Regions from separate parts of the Homo sapiens genome. Here region 2 is linked to region 1. Evidence: read pairs that join two places in POLR2A ChIA-PET (ENCODE). Cell type or tissue: GM12878. All regions are shown on one strand. Each heading gives the region's core, and the rest is flanking DNA. Links, peaks and the distances in the headings are about the cores only.

Evidence for each region. Peaks named below come from ENCODE experiments on the same cell type or tissue, not always from the same donor. Only the 100,000 strongest peaks of a DNase experiment are listed, where the experiment ranks them.
Region 2: POLR2A ChIA-PET joins it to region 1 with 5 read pairs; 2 of 35 experiments call an interaction of 5 or more read pairs at or near these places.

What each region holds. Positions count from the first base shown.
Region 1 is chr20:38,986,567-38,989,476 of GRCh38, reverse strand. DHX35 (DEAH-box helicase 35) reads right to left here. Exons shown (of 22, transcript NM_021931.4): 5 at 560-664. Among named protein-coding and RNA genes, the nearest start is that of DHX35, 26 kb to the right of the region's middle. RefSeq lists an enhancer at 1,346-1,465. In GM12878, for the core only: no CTCF peak of the experiment used is centred there; DNase peaks (open chromatin) are centred at 1,496 and 2,647; H3K4me3 peaks cover 1,380 bases; H3K27ac peaks cover 2,106 bases.
Region 2 is chr20:38,797,545-38,800,454 of GRCh38, reverse strand. No RefSeq gene overlaps it. Among named protein-coding and RNA genes, the nearest start is that of PPP1R16B, 6.7 kb to the left of the region's middle. In GM12878, for the core only: no CTCF peak of the experiment used is centred there; no DNase peak of the experiment used is centred there.

The DNA.
Region 1 (2,910 bases), core at 166-2,665:
AAACCTGACTTCCAAGCTCCTTTCTGGGATAAGATTGCAGGACTCTTTGAAAGAGCCCTGTGTCGGCCGGGCACAGTGGCTCACGCCTGTAATCCCAGCACTTTGGGAGGCTGAGGCAGGTGGATCACGAGTCAGGAGATTGAGACCATCCTGGCTAACACAGTGAAACCCCGTCTCTACTAAAAATACAAAAAAAAAAAAAAAAAAAAAACTTAGCCGGGTGTGGTGACGGTCGCCTGTAGTCCCAGCTACTCGGGAGGCTGAGGAAGGAGAATGGCGTGAACCCAGGAGGCGGAGCTTGCAGCAAGCAGAGATCGTGCCACCGCACTCCAGCCTGGGTGACAGAGAGAGACTCTGTCTCAAAAAAAAAAAAAAAAAAGAAAAAAGGAAGAGCTCTCTGTCTCCTAGCTGACTAAAGTCTCTGAATGTCAGGATACTTTTCTTCACTTTCTGCCATGGTATCAATGTCCTGTACAGCAGCAAGGACTACATGTTTTTAATTCTCCCAAAATAACCTTCTTCCTTATTTCCACTAGGAAAAGCAGCTTGAGCACTTTACCTTAATTCTCGTGGCCAGCTGGTCGGTGCAGTCATCAAAGCGGATGCAGTAGCCCACCTCGTGGCCCAGCACTGCACCCCTTTCTTCAGCTACTCTCCCTGCAACCTTTGGGAAGAAAGATCATGCTGAAAATAGAGACATAGAAATTACTGCACAGCGCACATACTATGGAAAATCTAAAGGTCATTTATATTTTAAATAGTATGTGAACACAATGAAAAATGAAAAGAGACAAGTTATTAGAGAACAAGCATAATAACTTTTGCAATTTTTATTATTATTATTATTGAGACAGAGTCTCACTCTGTCACCCAGGCTGGAGGGCAGTGGCACAATCTCGGCTCACTGCAACCTCCACCTCCCAAGTTCAAGCAATCCTCCTGCCTCAACCTCCTAAGTAGCTGGGATTACAGGCAAGCGCCACCAGGCCCAGCTAATTTTTGTATTTTTAGTGGAGATGGGGTTTCGCCATGTTGGCCAGGCTGGTCTTAAACTCCTGACCTCAAGCAATTTGCCCGCCTCAGCCTCTCAAAGTACAGGGATTACAGGCGTGAGCCACCACACCCAGCCAATTATTAACTTATGTATCTCACTTCATTCTATAATGGTCTTGGGGCAACTTATAAGAACATACACAATGAAAAACAAAATCACATAAAAATGTTACGGATCAAGATCCAAAAAATTACAGAAAAAATTTCAAAAGATCAAAGCCAATGAGAAAATGTTAAACATAGATATGCCAAAATTATTCAAGTTGAGCCACAAATTCAGCTCTAAATTTGGTGGCCAAAGCAAAAAGGAAAGTAAAAGAAATGACAAGATTCACCCTGTTCCTAAACAAAGGGCACACTAACCAGGGACAACTTTTCATCTCCACGCTCGAAAAGAAAACCCATCCCCCGGGACCATGAAGGCAGAACAGGAATTACCATATTCAAAGCTGGGCCAGTTTCATTTTCTCATCGAAGGCAAAAAGCTAAGTTTCAAGAATGAGATACCTGAAACAGTTCACAACTGTGTCCCAGCTGCCAAAGCCACTGAGAGGGGAAATACAGACAAACTCAGGTTTAAAACAAAGGGGGCAGATGAGTGGATGAGAAGATCAATAAAAAATCCAAGGTAGCATAATAAAGTGAAAGACAAAATATGTAATACATTATGAAGACCATAAACTATAGACAAAATTTCATCCATCAAAACATAACAAATAAAAAATGAATGCAGGAAAGAGAAAAATGAATCCAACAGCAAGATCTCTGCATTCCCCCAAGAAGGCTATTCAAAAGTTAACTTATTAATAGAAAATATTTAAAAGAATGAACAAGCATAAAAGTGGAAGAGCAATAATGAATATCATTTAGTTTAATTTAAAAGAAAATAGGACCGGACGCGGTGGTTCACACCTACAATCCCAGCACTTTGGGAGGCAAATCACCTGAGGTCAGGAGTTCAAGACCAGCCTGGCCGACATGGTGAAACCCCATCTCTACTAAAAATACAAAAAGTTAGTTGGGCATGGTGGCATGCGCCTGTAATCCCAGCTACTCGCAGGAGGCTGAGGCAGGAGAATCACTTGAACCCGGGGAGGTGGAGGTTGCAATGAGCCGAGGTCACACCACTACACTCCAGCCTCGGTGACAAAGAGACTGTGTCAAAAAACAAAAAAAGAAAGAAAAGAAAGTTTAGTATTCACCACCACATAAACTACCTAAATGAAAAGAACCAAAGGGAAGCAATATTAATAGAGATTTCCCAGGGCCCAGCACACCAATCCCCACAGAAGGAAGGAGTTCAGTCTCCCTCTTTCACAGGTGAGACAACCTCCCCAGCACCCACGCAGTTCCCAAGTCCTGACTTTAGAACATGGCTGGCACATGTGGTGTCCTGAGACAGAGCTTACTGCTCCAGCCTTTCCACCCCAGCAGCCCCAGGCTCAGGAGGGCAGAGGCTCCCTGCCCTCAGCTTCTGAGCTAGGCACACCCAGGCGTTTCCTGCCCATCAGTGTTTAAGACACTGAAGAGCAGATGAGGATCAGAAGCAGCTCTGCCTGGTGACTTGAAATTATAGAATGGGGAGGCCAAAACCAAATCAATCATCTGGCAGCTGGTCTATATCATGTAGGCTTTCAAAACGTCTTATGAAACCAGAAAGTTATCCTACATTGCTCTGCCTCTGGTGGTTGTATTTCCCAATGACCAGCATTTCACCAGGACAGATTTGTTATTGTTACTGTTCCAATTTCAACCCTACATGTCGTTATATTATAAATCTCAGAATATGGTACAGGTAGAGAATGTGTGCATAGAGATACTAGGAACTTATGGAGAAAATAGGCTTATAAGAATGAG
Region 2 (2,910 bases), core at 270-2,769, 190 kb after region 1:
GAATTATATAGTTGCTATGAGGCAAGGTCTAGAGATTCCTGAGTCTGTGAAAAATGAACTAATTTCAGTGTTTAAAGGGATTCATTCTAGAGGTTATCTGAACCAAGGTCTTTTGTTTGTTTGTTTTTTGAGACAGAGTCTCAGTCTCTCACCCAGGCTGGAGTGCAGTGGTACGATCTTGGCTCACTGCAACCTCTGCCTCCTGGGTTCAAGTGATTCTCCTGCCTCAGCCTCCTGAGTAGCTTGTATTACAGGCACCCACCATCATGCCCGGCTAATTTTTGTATTTTTAATAGAGACAGGGTTTCCCAGTGTTGGCCAGGCTGGTCTCAAGCTCCTGGCCTCAAGTGGTCCGCCCAAAGTGCTGGGATTATAGGCGTGAGCAACCACACCCAGCCTGAACAAAGGTTTTTGTTTTTGTTTTTGTTTTCTGAGACAGAGTCTCACTCTGTCACCCAGGCTGGAGTGCAATGGCATGAGCATAGCTCACTGCAGCCTCTGGCACTCAAGTGATCCTCCCATCTCAGCCTCTGAGTAGCTGGGACTACAGTCGCATGCCACTAGGCCCAGCTAATTTTTTTTTTTTGAGACCGAGTTTCACTCAATTATTTTTACTTTTAGTGCAGATGAGCTCTTGCTATGTTGCCCAGGCTGGTATTAAACTCCTGAGCTCAAACAGTCTTGCTGGAATTACAGGCATGAGCCACTGCACCTGGCCTGAACTTGTGGTTCTTAATGTCAGCCTGTGGGCAGGTGCTAGGCTGGCTACATTCATTCATTCATTCAACAGATACTTAGTCTAATGCTAGACCCAGAATAAGCCTTGATAGGCTGCCCTTGTCCCCATGCTGCTACTCCTGATGATGAAGATGATAGCTCCAGGCCAGGCCCAACCAACAGAAGAGCAGGAAGTGCAGAGGGTTCAACTTGGGTTCAAGTAAAAATGAGCCAAGAAGGAGAAAGGCATCCCAGGTAAGAGTTCTGGCTCTGGCATGAACTCGCTGGGCGGTCATTTCCTCTTCTGAATGTCGGTTTCCTGGTCTGTACAATTCTGATTGTACAATACTTATAAGTGTTTGTATGTGTGGTTTTTTCCCACGTCCTCATGCTTTTGTGGGAAGTGACTTTTACCTCTTTTGTAAGCTCCCCAAGAGCTGTTTGCACACAGTAGGAGCCCCATAAGTAGGTGGAAGGAGCCCCAGGCATTTAAGGCTAGTGGTGAGCTCAACCTGTGATGCTGTGAGGATAGGGGTAACGAAGAGTGGGATAGACTGGTTTTCAATTTTTTTTTTTTTTTTTTTTTTTGAGAAAGACGCTCGCTCTGTCGCCCAGGCTGGAGTGCAGTGGCACAATCTTTGCTTACTGCAACCTCCGCCTCCTGGGTTCAAGCAATTCTCCTGCCTCAGCCTCCCGAGTAGCTGGGACTACAGGTGCCTGCCACCACGCCCAGCTAATTTTTTGTATTTTTAGTAGAGATGGAGTTTCACAGTGTTAGCCAGGATGGTCTTGATCTCCTGACCTCATGATGCACCTGCCTCGGCCTTCCAAAGTGCTGGGAGTACAGGTGTGAGCCACCGTGCCCAGCTGGCTTTCATTTTTATATTCAATTTATGGAGAATCTTGTGCAGTGGCTCTCAGTCTTGGTGGTACTTTGGAATCACTAAGAGGTTTTAAATTTTTCTGATGGCTGGGTTCTACCCCAGACCCTTTGAATCAAAATCTCTGGAGGTTTATTTTTAAACATACATACAGATCAAAAGAACTCCCAAGGCATGTTGAAAATGCAACTTCACTTAACTTAGCCAGGATTAAGAATCACCACCTAAGTCAGTGTTTCACAAGTTTTGGTGACCACAAAGTGGGTAGGAAATGGGAGAGGGAGTTTAGTCCATTTTCTGTGGCTATAAGAGAGTACCTGAGACTGGGTAGTTTATAAAGAAAAGAGGTTTATTTAGCTCACGGTTCTGCAGGCTGAGAAGTTCAAGGGCATGGCCCAGGCTTCTGGCAAGGGTTTTCCTCTATCGCAACATGGTAGAGAAGGGAGAAGGTCAAAAGGGAAACAGACATGTGCAAAAAGGGGAAACCTGAGGACTGTGCTGGCTTTATGACAACCCACTCTTGTGGGAAATAATCCGTTCCTGCAACAACCATTCCAGTCTCCCCAGAGCCAGAACTCACTCACTACTGGGAGAACAGCACCAAGTTATTCCTGAGAGATCTGCCACTATTACTCAAACATCTCCCACTAGGTGCCACATCCCCAAACCTTCATTCTGAAGGTCAAATTTTAACATGAATTTTGGTGGCAACAAACAAACCATATCCACGGTTGGCAGGATGGTAGGGGAGAGATAGTATTAAAATCCTCCTTCCTGGGCCTGTCCTTTGCACCCGTTTCTCATTCTTTGGTGTACGGGCCTCAGAATATGCATTTTAGCAGATTCTAATGAATAATAGGCTTTAGCTAATGCCTTCAGCTGCCTTGGTAGCAATGCCTCATTCTCCTGTATTCCTTATATTGACTTAAATGGGGTTTCCAAAATTCCAGGCAAAGAAAAGTCACCTGAGGCACTTATTAAAAATGCAGATTCCAGCCGGGTGCAGTGGCTCACACCTGTAATCCCAGCACTTTGGGAGGTCAAGACGGGTGGATCACCTTAGGTCAGGAGTTTGAGACCAGCCTGGCCAACATGACAAAACTCCATCTCTACTAAAAATACAAAAAGTAGCCAGGCATAGTGGCACACGCCTGTAACCCCAGCTACTCGGGAGGCTGAGGCAGGAGAATTGCTTGAATCTGGGAGGTGGAAGTTACAGAGAGCCAAGATCGCACCATTGCACTCCAGCCTGGGCAACAGGGCAAGACTCTATCTCAAAATGAAAGAAAGAAAGAAAGAGAGAGAGAGAGAA